Regions from separate parts of the Homo sapiens genome. Here region 2 is linked to region 1. A link is a contact called in ENCODE Hi-C or POLR2A ChIA-PET data. All regions are on one chromosome and are shown on one strand. Each heading gives the region's core, a stretch centred on a gene start or an enhancer-like site at or near the end of the contact. The rest is flanking DNA. Distances are from core to core; before and after follow the strand shown. Region 1 has its middle 81 kb from the start of MPZL1. Region 2 overlaps RCSD1 (RCSD domain containing 1).

Region 1 (2,700 bases), core at 52-2,551:
GACAGTTTATAGTTTCTTACAAAACCAGACATATTCTTACCATACAATTCAGCAATTGTGCTTTTTGGCATGTACCCAAATGAACTGAAAACTCATATCCATACAAAACCCTGCACATGGACATTTATAGCAACTGTATAATTACCCAAACGTGGAAGCCACCAAGATGTCCCTCAGTAAGTGAATGGATAAACTGTGGTAAATCTAGACAATGGAATGTTATTCAGCACTAAAAAGAAATTAGCTATCAAGCCATGAAAAAAACAGAGAAGAACCTTAAATGCACATTACTGAGTGAAAGCCAGTCTGAAAAGGCCACATGCTCTATGGTTCCAACTATGTGACCTTCTGGAAAAGGCAAAACTATGGAGACAGTGGTTGCCAGTGGGGTGGGAGGAGGAGAGATGAACAGGAGGAACCTAGGGGAGTTTTAGGGCAATGAAACTATTCTGTACATTACTCTGAAGGAGGATTCACATCATTATACATCTGTTCAAACCCATAGAATGTGTAACAGCAGAGTGACTCTTAATGTAAACTATGGACTTTGGGTCAAAATGCCGTGTCAGTGTGGGTTCATCAATTGTATCACATGAACTGCTGTAGTGGGGAATGCTGTTAGCAGGTGAGGTTGTGAGTATGTAGGATCAGGGGCTATATGGGAATTCTCTACCTTTCATTCAATTTTGCTATGAGTCTAAAACTGCTCTATAAATAAAGTTTATTAATTAAAAACAAACCCACAAATACCTAAAGCATATGTTGACCAGCTCCCTTTCCCTCCACAGAGCTAGGATGCCTCATTCCCCAGTGCTTCCCCTGTCCTGGAAGTGCAGTGATGAGAACTGGTTTCAAAAAAAAAAAAAAAGAGGAGAGGGGAGGAGAGATGGGAAGGGGAGGAGAGGGGAGGGATGGGGGGAGGGGGAAGGAAGGAGAGAGGAGGGAGGGGGAGGAGAAAGGAGAGGAGGGGAGGGAAAGGGGGGAGGGAAGAGAGAAAGGAAAAAGCGAGAAAAGACCATACTGCAATTTGAAGGTTAAGTTCCATGTGCCTGAATCCAGAGGAGCGTGCATCAGGTTTTGCAGGAACCCTGTACTTGGTTCCGGTTCTGACTATGCCACAAACCAGTTACGTGACCTTGGGCAAGTCCCTTTTTCATCAGTTTCCTCATCTCTAAACTAAGCGAGTTGTGATAAAATCCCTTCCCTCCTCCATCTGGCTGTGATTCAGCCTCCTAACAACAGAATGGGTGTGGGCGAACCTGCTCTTGGCCAGCAGGTGGCAGCACTGGCTCCTTACTGTGGCTGCAGCCAAACGAACCATTCCTGGTCACGCTCTGGAGGCTTTTGTCTTCAGACCTGCAGCCTCAGCACTTAGCACCACTGCGGCGCCCCTCGTTACCTACAGGAAGCTTCCAGCATGACATCCTCGGGGCATCCTGGATAGAATTATTTTTAGGAGAAGGCAGACATAAATAATCCACGAAGGCTTCAGGAACAGGAATGAAAAAGTGATGATCTTTTTAAAATATTTATTTCTGTCACAACCCCCATGCCTGTCAACTCAAGGGTAAAGGTATTGTTCTCATTCTCTATTTCTCGCACTAAGACCAGTGTGCCTGCACAAACAGTAAGTCTTCAGAAAGTGTAAATTAATAAGTTCATTAAATAATATTTTCTTTTCTTTTTGAGATGGAGTTTCGCTCTTTTTGCCCAGGCTGGAGTGCAATGGTGTGATCTCGGCTCACCACAACCTCTGCATCCCAGGTTCAAATGATTCTCCTGCCTTAGCCTCCTGAGTAGCTGGGATTACAGGCGTGTGCCACCACGCCCAGTTAATTTTTGTATTTTTAGTAGAGACAGTGTTTCACCGTGTTGGCCAGGCTGGTCTCCAACTCCTGACCGCAGGTAATCCGCCCGCCTTGGCCTCCCAAAGTGTTAGGATTACAGGCATAAGCCACTGCACCTGGCCAATAATATTTTCATTTGATCATTTCAAGCTAATTCTTACAGACTACCTTAGAAGTAGAAACCTAATATTTATTGAATGAGTAAACAATATGGAGGTAAACAAAAATTACTTAACATCAACTATACTAATCAGGCTCTGCACTAGGGTTACAATGAGAAGTAAGAAACACTCTGCATGGTGGTTACCGATGTGGGCCTGGGACCACACTGGACTGGATCCAGTTGCTACTTCTTTGTGTCCTTGGGTAAGTTATTTAACCTGTTTGTGCTTTCTTTCCCTTGTTTGTAAAATGGGGATAATAACAGTATCCACCTCATAAGGTTGTTGTGGGTTAAGGGTGATAAGGTTTGGCTCTGTGTCCCCACCCAACTCTCATCTCGAGTTGTGATCCTCAGTGTTGGAGAAGAGGCCGGTGAGAGGTGATTGGATCATGGGGGCAGGTTTCCCCCATGCTGTTCTCATGGTAGTGAGTTCTCACGAGATCTGATGGTTTAAAAATGTTTGGCACTTCCACCCTCACTCTCTCTCTCCTGGTCTTCCATGGTAAGAAGGTACTTGCTTCTCCTTCGACCATTGTAAGTTTCCTGAGGCCTCCCAGTCACGCTTCCTATTAACCCTGTGGAATTGTGAGTCAATTAAACCTCTTTTGTTCTGAAATTACCTCGTCTCAGGTAGTTTTTAATAGCAGTGTGAGAATGGATTAATACAACAGGTAAAGCACTCAGAATTCC
Region 2 (2,700 bases), core at 83-2,582, 150 kb after region 1:
CCCATGTTGAAGCCCTAACCCCTAGTACCACAGAATGAGACTGTATTTGGAGGTAGGGTCTTCACAGAGGAAATTAAGTTAAAACAAGGTCATTACGATGGCCCTTGGTCCCACCTGGCTGGTGTCCTTATGAGAAGAGATGAGGACACAGACACGCACAGAGAGAAGACCACGTGAAGACACAGGGAGAAGATGGAGAGAGGCATCAGAGGGAGCCAGCACTGCTGACACCTCCGTCTCACATTTCTAGCCTCTCGAATTGCAAGGAAATAAAGTTTTGCTGTCTAAGCCATCCAGTCCATGGCACTTTGTTACAGCAGCGCTACCGAACTAATAAAGGCATTGAACTTGGCCTCGGGGAAGCTGCTTCTGGGGCTGCCCCCCTCCTTATCCCCTCCTTACCCCATCGTACCACGCACACTCCGCTCACCCCTCTCCCTACTCCATTGCTAACCTCACACGAGCAGAGCCATTGGCTCCACTCCCTGCTTTGTGCTTAATTGGTGCTTTTGTTTCTAAAACTCAAAATGCTTAACCAGAGAGAGGGCAGTCCCTACAGCTCCTGGACTTTGGCTTTGGCTGTGGCTGGAACAGAGATCTTGGCTGAAGGGATGGGCGGCGGTCCTTCTGGTTAGAGAGCACAGGCCTCCTGGTAGGCCTCTGGGGTACCAGGCCAGAGCTGGACCCAAACACTCGAGAGTCAGGAAATCCTGCCTACCCCCTGGCTGGTGGCTTCAAACACAGCCTCTGCTTCTGAGTGAGTGGTCTGGGCCTGGCCCAGCCTGGCCTCTCATCTGTAACAGCTGCTCAGAGCTTCAAAGGGAAGCCACAAGAAGAGGAGGAAGCAGAGGCCAGAGGGGAGGTGAACGCCTCACAGCTTGACCCTGCCCCCACCCCAACACACACACATCCAGGCTCCAGAGCACCTGCTTCTCTTTGAGGGACCAAGCTGTTTGCAGACATTTCCCCGTGTTTTCCAAAACACAGTGGAGACAACACCTTGCATCTGTGGAGTCTTTTATATTCTTTCCAAATCCTTAACTCTGAATTCATTATCTCATTTAATCCTCCCAATAAGCCAGGCAGGGATGAGATGATCATTCCGGTGAGGCCCCCAAATCTTGTGCCACTGATTCAAGATCCCACAGCAATTTAGTGATGGGATTTGGTCCAGAGCCTTGAACTCCTGTTGGCCACTCTGCCTAGCTTCCTCCTGCAACGTGTTAACACTTGCTTGGTTCCCCTCTGGCACACACATGGACACACACAGTGCATCTTTACAGCTGCCCCAGAGGCACAGGTGAGCTGTTTATTATTATGGACACAAGACACCCAGGCCCTGGTCTGTCTGTCCTTTAAATGTTATGCCTACACCCAGGCATCCCCATTAACACACAGGTCCCTTGGAACAATGCTGTCCTCTCCCTTAGTCGTCAGCTAGGCCTTAGATAGAAAATTCTTGTCCCTGTGAGGAAGGATCCTCCTCTCAAACTCCTTTTCTCTTTCTCTGCCCTCACAGTCCCTTCTGAAGCCCAGCTTTCCTGGTCTTTAGTCCATATGAATGACCAGCCTCCTAAAGGCCTCATACCATGCTCTCTCCAATCCATTCCTTGAACCACGGCCAGAGCCAACTTCCTGAAATTCAAGTCTGGTTATGTAACTTTCTGCCCCCCCATCACTCTGGGAATAAAACAAGTGGTGAGGCCAAGCTGTGGTTTTTGAGAGCTGTAACACCCCATAATATCATCAGCCACACCAAATACATATTCCGTTTTAGGCGAAAAGTATGCTTGTTATACAAATAACAGTGTCAAGGCTAGCCCCTTGGACTCTCCCCTTGCAATTAGACTGTAGCCCCAAGCGCCTTCTGTGTAGAAATCCCGGCACCTCCCGGATCAAGCCCTGAAGAGGTTCTCGAGGTCTTGCCTGGCTTACCAACTCAATCTGGTTGGATCCTGCACACTGTCCTCTTTCACGCTACTTCCTCCAGCTAGAACACCCTCCTCCTCACCCTTCAACTATCCATTCCCTCTTTGTCCTCCTGGATTGAGCTCAGGTTTCACTGCCTTTAAGAAGTCTTTCTTTCCCCCAGCCCCTCCCCACTCTGGGCAAGATACCTAGGTCATACTCAGATCTGTGTTCTGAGCACAGATCTCTTAGAATACTTAACCAAACTGTTTCAATCACTTGTTATCATTCTGACTGTCTTACCAGACTGCAACCTCCCTGAGGGCAGGATCCAAGTTTTATTACCTTTTGTGTCCAGAATTCCCAGCACAGAATCTGACACAGTGGGCACTTATTAAATATTTATTAAGCAAGCGAGTGACTGATTGCTTCTCCTCCCAAACTCAGGCCACTCTTGCTCAGGACTTCAAGGGATTTCCTAGAGGACCAGCCCATCATTCTCTAGAGTTCAGCCCAAACCCTCTGGTGTTCTGCCTCCATCCCTGACTGGTGGGTGAGATTCTTGGTGTCCTGGTGTCCCCGGGCTCACTGTTGCCCGCACCCCATCACTGGTATGTAACTTCCCCCTATCTGCAGCTGCTCCAGCGGGAACTACCATATGATTGCTTCATTTCCAGGGGGTCCACACCCCTTTCCTGTGCTCCCCTCCTATCCACTCCCTGCTGGTGGAGGGGGAACCACAGGACTTGCTGGAAGACCCTGGGAGGAAAGGGCTCTTTGCTAAACCGGCTT

The links. Hi-C counts contacts between places; a loop is a spot of excess contacts on that map. ChIA-PET counts read pairs that join two places held with the same protein, here RNA polymerase II (POLR2A). Pooled maps may share reads with other maps.
Region 2: a pooled map shows a loop between it and region 1 (2.3-fold over the local background). The contact joins two enhancer-like sites. A Hi-C loop is called at or near these places in 2 of 50 pooled maps. POLR2A ChIA-PET finds 5 or more read pairs at or near these places in 4 of 52 experiments (BJ, GM12878, MCF 10A and 1 more).

What each region holds. Positions count from the first base shown.
Region 1 is chr1:167,802,097-167,804,796 of GRCh38, reverse strand. No RefSeq gene overlaps it. Among named protein-coding and RNA genes, the nearest start is that of MPZL1, 81 kb to the right of the region's middle. Within about 2 kb of position 1,301, at least 2 of the 41 ENCODE cell types and tissues checked have a DNase peak (open chromatin) inside an H3K27ac peak, as active enhancers do.
Region 2 is chr1:167,648,507-167,651,206 of GRCh38, reverse strand. All of the region lies in intron 1 of RCSD1 (RCSD domain containing 1), which reads right to left. Among named protein-coding and RNA genes, the nearest start is that of RCSD1, 20 kb to the right of the region's middle. Within about 2 kb of position 1,332, at least 12 of the 41 ENCODE cell types and tissues checked have a DNase peak (open chromatin) inside an H3K27ac peak, as active enhancers do.